Linked DNA regions of Homo sapiens: region 2 is linked to region 1. The links are chromatin loops, found by intact Hi-C in ENCODE. Cell type or tissue: endothelial cell of umbilical vein. All regions are shown on one strand. Each heading gives the region's core, and the rest is flanking DNA. Links, peaks and the distances in the headings are about the cores only. Region 1 has its middle 5.5 kb from the start of TMEM186. Region 2 has its middle 47 kb from the start of HAPSTR1.

Region 1 (5,378 bases), core at 277-5,276:
GAGATCACGCCACTGCACTCCAGCCTGGGCGACAGAGTGAGACTCCGTCTCAAAAAAAAAATATTTTTTTTTATTGTGTAGCCTTCCATTTTTCTTAACCATACCAAGATACACCTAACAAATTTATCCTTTTAATCATTTTTAAGTGTGCAATTCAGGGACATTAAGTATATTAACAATGTTGTACAGGCTGGGCACACTGTCTCATGCCTGTAATCCCAGCACTTTGGGAGGCTGAGGCGTGTGGATCACTTGAAGTCAGGAGTTCAAGACCAGCCTGGCCAACATGGCAAAACCCTGTCTCTACTGAAAATACAAAAATTAGCTGGGCATGGTGGTGGGCACTTGTATTCCCAGCTACTTGAGAAGCTTGAACCCGGGAGGCAGAGGTTGCAGTGAGCCGAGATTGCACCAATGCACTCCAGCCTGGGAGACAGCCAGACTATCTCAAAAACAAACAAAACAAAAAATGTTGTACAACCGTCACCACCATCTATTTCCAGAACATTTTCATTATCCCAAACAGAACTAATATACCCATTGAGCAATAATTTCCTTCTTTTTCCAGCCCTTGGCAACCACTAACCTGCTTTCTGTCCCTCTGGATTCACCTGTTCTGGATATTTCATATAAATGGAATCATACAATATGTGACCCTTTGTATCTGGCTCTTTTTTTTTTTTTTTTTTGAGTTGAAGTCTCGCTCTGTTTCCCAGGCCAGAGAGCAGTGGCGCGATGTCCACTCACTGCAACTTCCGCCTCACCAGCTCAAATGATTCTGCCTCAGCCTCCCAAGTAGCTGGGATTATAGGTGCCTGACGCCAAGCCTGGCTAATTTTTGTATTTTTAGTAGAGATGGGGTTTCACCATGTTGTCCAGGCTGACCTGGAATCTCTGACCTCAAGTGATCACCCACCTCGGCCTCCCACAGTGCTGGGATTATAGGCGTGAGCCAGTGCGGCTGGCCTGTATCTGGCTTCTTTGACTTGGTGTAGTGTTGTCAAGGTGCATCCGTGTTGTAGCATATGTCAGTGCTATTTCTTTTTTATGGTTAAATATATTTACGGGTGCAGTGTGTATTCTCTGTGTGTGCCACATTTTGTTTGTCCATCTGTTGATGGACATTTGAGTTGTCGTCACCTTTTGACTACTGATGAATGAACATTTGGCTATTGCTGTGAACACTGGTATACGAGTATCTGTTTGAGTCCCTGCTTTCAGTTGTTTTGGGTACGTACTGAGAAGTGGATTAACTGGATCCTGTGGTAATTCTGTTTATTTTTGAGGACCTGCCACTTTTCCACAGCAGCTGTACCATTTTACATTCTCACCAGCAACAGACAAGGGTTCCTGTTTCTCTACATTCTTGTCAACAGTGGTTACTTTTCCTTTTTTTTAAATTTGAGATGGAGTCTTACTCTGTCACCCAGACTGGGTTGCAGTGGTGTGATCTTGGCTCACTGCAGACTCCGCCTCTCAGGTTCAAGCGATTCTCCTGCCTCAGCCTCCTGAGTAGCTGGGATTACAGGCACCCACCACCATGCCCAGCTAATTTTTCTGCTTTTAGTAGAGATGTGGTTTTGCCATGTTGGCCAGACTGGTCTCGAACTCCTGAACTCGAGGGATCCACCTGCCTCGGCCTCCCAAAGTGCTGGGATTACAGGTATGAGCCACCACGCCTGGCCCTTCACTTCGATGCTTCTGTCCTGTGCTTCCATCCTTGCTTTACTTGAGTCCGTTTTTGCAGCTGTCAAAGTGATGCTTAAAAACAGAATCACGTCACTGCTGTGAAGGCTGATGGCCTAATCCACCCTCCCCTTCCCTCCCTCATCCGCACCTCTGTGGAGATCATTCCCCCAGGTCACGACTGCCTTGCTGTTCTCCAGTAATCGAGAATATTCCAGCCTTAAGGCCTTTGCATTGACAGTTCCCTCTGCCTGGAAGGCTTTCTCCCTAGATGCCTGCAAAGAGAACTAACCGCCTCCCCTTCAGTATCCTCTCGGTATAACAGGGTTTTACTATTTATGCTCAAGAAGTGTAGTGAAGATTCAATTATATAGAAGAGACATGTGCATAGCAGTTACACGTGGCTGTTCATTCCTTCTGTACCTTGCCTTCACCTGCCTGTCAGTTCCTTCAGTGACTGTGACTCCCTTCCCCATGAAGAGATAAAGCCTGTGGCTAAAAAATGTCTTAAGAAGTCATAATGATTTGACCTTAACCTCATTAAAACCAAAAATTCTCTCTGTTGGGTTGTAAGTAATGACCTGAGTGAGCCTCACCCCAGGATATTCTGATTATGTCTGGGGTGGATTTCCAGGATCTGTTTTTTTGACCAGCTTGAAGCCAATTCTGAGATTCAGGCAGGCTGGGAATTTCTGAAATACATTACTAGAACAGAAGACACCAGAGTGACACATGGTTCTGTGGACTTTGTGTTCCTGGGCCAATTTTCTGCCCAAAGAATAGGTTCTTAACACTGGCTTTATGTGTAGAATCTCCTGGAGAGTGTTTTAAAAACCCCATTGTCGAAGCCCATGACCAGGCATTTTTATTTTCACGGTTCCCTGGGTGATTCTAACATGGTTGACCATCGCTGCCTTTGGAGAATCACCACTCTGTTAAGTCTGCAAGGGGCTTGCCCTGGGAGGTGAGACCAGATTCTCACCCATGCAGGCATTCCATGTGTGGTCTGCTCATGCAGTACCAGCAGAGGGCACACAGAGCAAATGCATTATTCTAACGCTGTATCCCTAAGCTAAAATCACAGATGTCCACCAGATAACAGGAAATGTGTTAGGGCTTCTGTCATGCACCAGTAGGGTAGTACCTGAGAGCTGCCCCCAAAAAACCAAAGTCAACAACAGAAGCAATAAAAGGACTGGTGCAGTGGCTCACACCTGTAATCCCAACTCTTTGGGAGGCCAAGGTGGGCAGATCGCTTGAGACCAGAAGTTCAAGACCAGCCTGGGCAACATGGTGAAACCCCATCTCTACTAAAAATGTGAAAAATTAGCTGGGTGTAGGGTACATGCCTGTACTCCCAGCTACTGGGGAGGCTGAGGTGAGAAGATCACTTGAGCCTGAGGGGCAGAGGTTGCAGTGAGCTGAGACTGCGCCACTGCACTGCAGCCTGGGTGACAGAGCGGGATCCTGTCTCAAAAAACAAAAAAAACATTAAGTGTGCCCAACCCTTGTTGAATCTGGTAGAACCTGGGCATCTGTTTGTTTATGCTTCCCAGGTTATTCCACAGTACTACAAGTTTTGAGAATCACCCAAAGCCATACAATAGATGGCAAAGCAGCTTCTCAGAAAATGGGAGTTGTCTTTAGATTTGGGTGGTAGATATATTGGCAGTTGCCCCCTTTAACAACAATTATAACATGATTGTCTTAGTTCACTTGGGCTGCTGTAACAAAAATACCGTAGGCTGGATGGCTCAAGCAACATTAATTTTTACAGTTCTGGAGGCTGGGAAATCCAAGATTAATGCGTCAGCGGGTTCATTGTCTAGGAGGGCCTGTTTCCTGGTTGGTAGACAGGCTTATTCCTGCTGTGGTCTCCCATGGCAAAAGAGGTGAGGGAGCTCTCTGAAATTTTTTATAGGGCACTAATCCCATTCATGAGGGATCCACCCTCATGACCTAATCCACTTCCAAAGTTCCCATCTCCAGATATCATCACATTGGAAATTAGGTTTCAACATATGAATTTGGGGGTGACATAAACATTCAGAATATAGCAATAATCTAACAGAAATACTGAAGTGTACATATAAGGATGTTGACTGAAATATTTCCAATAGCAAAAAAACTAGTCCGGGCATGATGGCTCATGCCAGTAATCCCAGCACTTTGGGAAGCTGAGGTGGAAGGATCGCTTGAGACCAGGAGTTCGAAACCAGCCCGGTCAACATAGTGAAACCCCATCTCTACAAAAGAAAAAATAAAACATTAGCTGGATATGGTGGCACATGCCTGTAGTCCTAGCTACTTGGGAGGCTGAGGCAGGAGAATTGTTTGAGCCCGGAAGTTCAAGGCTGCAGTGAGCCATCACTGTGCCACTGCACTCTAGCCTGGGTGACAGAGTGAGACCCTGTCTCAATAAATAAATAAGAAAAGTAAAAACTGGGAATAATCTAAGTTTCCATTAGTAGGCCACATGGTTAAGTAAATGTTGGTAGATTAATATTGTAGTATACATGCAACCTTTAAAAAGAGTGAGATTGTACTGTATCTGTGGAAAAGACCACGAGGTAGGTAGTGAAAAAAAAAAAGCAAGTCACAGAACAGTGTAGTTCTGTGTGATCTTATTTGTGTTTTTAAAAAGTACATGTTGGCCAGGTGCAGTGGCTGTAATCCCAGCACTTTGGGATGCTGAGGCAGGTGGATGACTTGAGGTCAGGAGTTCGAGACCAGCCTGGTCAACATGGTGAAACCCCATCTCTACTCAAAATACAAAAATTAGCTGGGGGTGGTGTCAGACGCCTGTAATCTCAGCTACTCAGGAGGCTGAGGCAGGAGAATTGCTTGAACCCAGGAGGCAGAGATTGCAGTGAGCGGAGATCGCAACATCTCACTCCAGCCTGGGCTACAGTGTGAGACTCCATCTCAAATACATACATACATACATACATTGCAAATTGTGAAGAGTGGCTACCCCCGGGAGAGGATTGAGGGTGAGAGGGGTATAATGAGCACATCATTCATCCTAGCAAATGAAGAAAAACGCTGTAATAAACAGTCTGTTCTTCCATTCCCTTCTCCTCCCACCAGCTTTCTAGGCAAAGGAAAGTTTCTCAACCATGAATTCCAATTCTGGACTCAGAAGCTGAGTAGATGGAAGGAAACATGCAGTCTTTGAAAACTCAGTTAAAGCAGCTGTGATTTAACCATGTTTGTCCCTTGTCAAGTGGCTTTCCTTCTTGTCTGGATTTTGCCCCCGTCTCCCTGCCATGCTGTGGCCATGTAAATAATTTAGATGCCTAGGGTGGTCTGGAGCATGTCCGTTTTATTTTTTTGTTTTTCGAGACAGAGTCTTGCTCTGTCGCCCAGGCTGAAGTGCACAGGTGTGATCTCGGCTCACTGCAACCTCTGCCTCCCGGGGATCAAGCCATTCTCCTGCCTTAGCCTCCCAAGGAGCTGGGGTTACAGGCACCCACCACCACGCCGGCTAATTTTTGTATTTTTAGTAGAGACGGGGTTTCACCATGTTGTCCAGGCTGGTCTTGAACTCCTGACCTCATGATCCACCTGCCTCAGCCTCCCAAAGTTCTGGGATTACAGGCGTGAGCCACTGGGTCTGGCCTGTTTTTCTGTTTGTTTGTTTGTTTGTTTGTTTGTTTGTTTTAAGATGGATCCTCGCTCTGTCACCCAGT
Region 2 (5,378 bases), core at 265-5,264, 350 kb before region 1:
ACTGTCTCAAAAGATAATAATAAAATAAAAAATAAAATAACTGCTTTATCCCAGTATTAAAATATTAGTACTTACTGGTTTTTTAATCAATGTAGGGTAGTAACAGGCATTATATCTTCTTCCCAAATGTTATATTTAATATTGTTAAATGTTTGTGGTTATTAAATGTTAAAAGTAACGATACTGTCCGGGCACAGTGGCTCATGCCTATAATCCCAGCACTTTGGGAGGCTGAGGCGGGCAGATCACGAGGTCAGTAGATCGAGACCAGCCTGGCCAAGATGGTGAAACCCCATCTCTACTAAAAATACAAAAATGAAATGAACCCATCCATAGGTTACAAAGCACAAAGTTAAACTAGGACCATTAGCTCCTGAAAAAAAAAAAATGCCCAGATACGTTTTTGGAAATGGAGAAAGACCTGGAAAAGAATGTGACTAAATTGTTTTGATCAGTCCTATCCTATAAGACCTAGCAAAAAAAAAAAAAATTGTTTTGAAAGCTGGGTTTCAAATGTGGGACAATTAAGCTATGTATTTGTAAACATGGCTATTGAAAAGAATGTATGACTTTCCTCCCAATTAAAATACCATGCAAATGTGATGCAAATGTGTAAGGCTGAGCTTTGTCAGCTAAAACTAATTAACAGAACAACTCAAATGATATCATTTCTAGGTGAATTTGTTTGTGATCAGACCATTTTCTTTTTTTTTTTTTCAGACAGAGTCTAGCTCTGTCGCCAGGCTGGAGTGCAGTGGCGCAGTCTCAGCTCACTGCAACCTCTGCCTCCCGGGTTCAAGTGATTCAGGAGTTCGAGACCAGCCTGGCCCACATGGTGAAACCCCGTCTCTACTAAAAATACAAAAAACCAGCCAGGCGTGGTGGGATGCATCTGTAGTTCCTGCTACTCGAGAGGCTGAGGCAGGAGAATCGCTTGAACCCGGGAGGTGGAGGTTGCAGTGAGCCAAGATCGTACCATTGGACTCCACCCTGGGTGACAAGAGTGAAACTCTGTCTCAAAAAAAAAAAAAAAAAGATTCTATGACATAAAAATCTGGTATGAGGTAGTGCAGGGCTGGTGTGATGGGTCCACAGTATCAGGAAAACGACTTTCTTCTGTCTTGTTGCATGTTCTTCATTCTCCATTCCGAAAACGACGTCTTGTTCCAGATGGCTGCTCCGTCTCCAGCCATTGCACCTGCAATCCAGATCAGTGGAAGGCGGAAAGAGGAGAAATAGGGCAACACTCTCAAGGACTTTCCCACAGTTTTACCCACATCCCATTGGCCAGAACGTACCACATGGCCACACATAGTTGCAAGGGAGGCTGGGAGATGTAGTCATTATTCAGTGTAGCCATTTGCCCCAGCTGAAAACCAAGTGAGAATGGGTCTTGAGGGATCATGAGTATGAAGTCTTTGCCACAGGTAGATCCTATCTTTAATCCCCTTTTACAAACGAGGAAACTGAGAAGTTAGTGACCTGATCAAAGTCACAGTGTGAATAGGTGATGAACTGCAAAATATTTTGTGACACTTTTCTTCATGCACCTTACATTAGTAAAGTCTTAGTTATTAACCCTTCAACATTGCCCAGGAGACAAAAACACCACTTTGGCTGGGCGCAGGGCTCACGCCTGTAATCCCAGAACTTTGGGAGGCTGAGGCACGTAGATCACTTGAGGTCAGGAGTTCGAGACCACCCCGTCTCTACTAAAGATACAAAAATTAGCCAGGCATGGTGGTACTCGCCTGTAATCCCAGTTATATGGGAGGCTGAGGCAGGAGAACACTTGAACCCTGGAGGCAGAGGTTGCAGTGAGCTGAGCTCACGCCACTGCACTCCAGCCTGGGTGACAGAGCGAGACTCCATCTCAAAAAAAAAAAAAAAAAAAAGAAAAACGCACATTTAAAATTTTGTTCTTTATACTGAAGTCATTGCTTATTTTATCAAATAGAAATTTTTCAGGGCAGCTATGCCTGAGGCAGAGAACGTGTGCAGACTTAACAGAAAGATGGGGTTTCTCTATCTCCGGGGAAAGGAGGGCAAAGGGGTCCACCACGCTCATGCCCACGGAGGGCTTAGGGGTCTGCCTTGCTCATGCCCACGGAGGGCTTGTGAGCTGCTCCGATGCCGCTTTCCCCCATCCAGGCAGCGCTCCCTGTGGCCATAGCTGCAGCATTACTGCCCTCTACAGGCCGCCTGGAGCCCCGACATGGGAGTTCAACCACAGCTGCGTCTACGCCAGGGACAGGGGACAGAGAAATGGAGCCCCTCCTTCCCACCTTGCTCGTGGCAAGCATGGGGAAACTTCAGTGGGAAGAGCGAAAAAGGAGAGAAAAGTGGGGAGATCGATGAGGAAAGATCATGATTGTGAGAAGCGTGGGAGCAAATTGGGGAGCGGGTCAGGGAGGAACATGGGAATCAGGACTACGTGGCTTTGAGGAGTCACACGGGGGGCTACCTTCCCCCACATGCCAGAAAATCCAGACTGCAGAAGCCCATTTAGGCACTGTCTCTCCTGCCCAGCCGGGCCCCACCAGCTCACTCATTGCCAGCTCCACGTCAGCCCCTCTCTTGTATCAAGCACTGTGCCAGGGATGAAGGATGCAATGGTTCAAGAGAGAGAGGGTCCCCACCCAACCCCTAAAAAGGGAGCAGGACAATGACACCTAGAATTCAATGAATAATAAGCTGGGACAAGCATGATGAAGGCAAAGAATGGGGGGAAGGTGGGAAAATTCGCAGGGGCCTGGGTGGGACCTGGTTTGAAACAAAAGCTGAAGATGGATGAGGACCCGACCAGGGGAAGATGGAGTGGGAGAGGGGCAAGGGGAGCCCCCAAGACCGAGGGACCAGCAGGTGCAAAGACTCCAGGTGAGCTAGGACTGAGCCTGCCCATGGAGAGGAAGCGGGGCCAGGGTGGCAGGGGCAAAGTGGACACTCCAGAGAGCCATGGGCAGGGACGGTGTCCCAATCAGGTCTATACTTAGGAAGGTTTAGATTTAGATTTCCATGGCTTCTGGGTGGAACACGGGTTGGGAGCAGGCAGGACAAGAACTTGTGAGGAGGTCACTGCAGATGTTGGGTGAGGGGGGACGTTGGCCTGAACTAGGTCAATTGTGGAGGGGTGAAGAGAGGCGGGTGGACTCGAGGGCTATTGGGACAATGAAAGCCAGAGGACTGTGTCTACACAACAGGAGGCCCCACATGGAGGGATTAAGAGTGTGGGCTCAGTCCGCTGTGGTGTCTGACGCCTGTAATCCCAGCACTTTGGGAGGCGGACTCAGGAGGATGGTTTGAGACCAGGATTTTTTTTTTTTTTTCGAGACAGAGTCTCACTCTGTTGTCCAGGCTGGAGTGCAATGGCACGATCTCAGCCCACTGCAACCTCAGTCTCCCAAGTAGCTGGGACTACAGGCACGTGCCACCACATCAGGCTAATTTTTGTATTTTTAGTAGAGACTGGGTTTCACCATGTTGACCAGGCTAGTCTTGAACTCCCAACCTCAAGTGATCCACCCACCTCAGCCTCCCAAAGTGCTGGGATTACAGGCGTGAGCCACCACGCCGGGCAGAGACCAAGAGTTCGAGACCAGCCTGGGCAATAGGGTGAGCTCTCTTCCCTATAAAAATAACGTTTTTGGTTTTTTGTTTGTTTTTTGAGACACAGTTCCACCTTTGTTGCCTAGGCTGGAGTGCAATGGCGCAATCTCGCCTCACTGCAACCTCTGCCTCCCGGGTTCAAGTGATTTTCCTGCCTCAGCCTCCCAAGTGGCTGGGATTACAGGTGCCTGCCACCATGCCCAGATAATTTTTTTGTATTTTTGGTAGAGACGGGGCTTCACTATGTTTGCCAAGCTGGTCTCAAATTCCAGACCTCAAGTGATCCACCCACCTCCACCTCCCAAAGTGCTGGGATTACAGGCGTGAGCCACCGAGCCAAACCCAATTTATTATTTTTTTAATTTAGCCGAGTGTGGTGGTACACACCTGTAGTCCCAGCTACTCGGAGGCTGAGGTGGGAGAATCACTTGCGTGAATCACGGGAGGCAGAAGTTGCAGAGAGCCGAGACTGCACCACTGCACTCCAGCCTAGGCAACGACAGAGTGAGACACTGTCTCAAAAAACAGTAGCAACAGCAAAGACCAACTTAAAGAGGCTCCTACTAGCCAAAGATGGGACCATTTGGGCATCAATAAAAAAATAACTGCATACTAAATATGTTTCTATCCATGGGTTTATAACAATGTTAAAAATATTTTTTAAATGCTCACTGGTCCCCGCTGGAAAATTCTAGTGAGCCAATTCATTTTTTTTTTTTATGGGGGAAAGAATCAAGTATTTATCCTTCCTTTTCTTTGCAAATTGCACCGCTGAGTAATCAAATGGGAGATGAGGGAAAGTTTGTGTGCATAGAACTCCTCCATGTAATAAATGAAAAGGAATAACAGAATGAGAATACCATCACTTTGCAACCCCAAATGAATCCGTGGATCCAGGCACTGCACACCCACAGCTGCTGCCATCAGCATTATGCGCATCCTGTGACATAATGTCTGTGACAATCAGACATTATGCGCATCCTGACGGGAGGACGCTACACCTCCTATGAGGCAGTCTTGCCACATCAGTCAAATTGGAACCTCAGCAAACCTCTGTACTCAAGGCCGGGCGCAGTGGCTCACGTCTGTAATCCCAGCACTTTGGGGGGCCAAGGCGGGCGGATTACTTGAGGTCAGGGGTTTGAGACCCGCCTGGCCAACATGGGAAACCTCGTCTCTGCTAAAAATACAAAAACTAGCCAGGCGTGGTGGTGGGCGCCTGTAATCCCAGCTACTTGGGAGGCTGAAGCAGGAGAATTGCTTGAACCTAAAAGGCAGAAGCTGCAGTGAGCCACGATAGCTGCTACTGCCCTCCAGCCTGGGCGACAGAGCGAGGCTCCATCTCAAAAACAAAAAACCACCACATAACCTCTTCAAGCCTCCTCTATGTTGTAGCACGTGTCAGTACTTCATTCCTTTTTATAACTAAATAATATTCCATTATATGGATAGGCCACTTTTGTTATCCACTCATTCACTGGTGAATACATGGATTATTCCACTTTGGGGCTAATATGAAAAATACTTCTATGAACATTTTTCCATTCATTTTTCTATGAACATATGTTTTCAATTCTCTTGGGTATATACTTAGCCCCAAAGTTGTCTGATAGCTTTTCATCGTTCTTAAAATGAAATCTGAGCTCTTTATCCTGACCTGTCCTGTCTTGCATGGTCTGAGCCCTGCCTGCTCCTCCCTCCGCTTCATCATCCACTCCCCTCCGGCTTCCCCAGGGGCTCCAGGCACTTCCTTCTGGTCACTGACCCAGGAC

Evidence for each region. A loop is a pair of places that touch in the nucleus more often than their neighbours do. Peaks named below come from ENCODE experiments on the same cell type or tissue, not always from the same donor. Only the 100,000 strongest peaks of a DNase experiment are listed, where the experiment ranks them.
Region 2: a loop joins it to region 1, with 3 times the contacts of the local background. A loop is called at or near these places in 7 of 110 quality-filtered maps.

Annotation. Positions count from the first base shown.
Region 1 is chr16:8,789,416-8,794,793 of GRCh38, reverse strand. No RefSeq gene overlaps it. Among named protein-coding and RNA genes, the nearest start is that of TMEM186, 5.5 kb to the left of the region's middle. RefSeq lists a silencer at 2,635-2,814. In endothelial cell of umbilical vein, for the core only: a CTCF peak has its summit at 2,698 (motif pointing right); a DNase peak (open chromatin) is centred at 2,723.
Region 2 is chr16:9,136,034-9,141,411 of GRCh38, reverse strand. No RefSeq gene overlaps it. Among named protein-coding and RNA genes, the nearest start is that of HAPSTR1, 47 kb to the right of the region's middle. RefSeq lists an enhancer at 4,220-4,720. In endothelial cell of umbilical vein, for the core only: a CTCF peak has its summit at 2,194 (motif pointing left); a DNase peak (open chromatin) is centred at 2,171.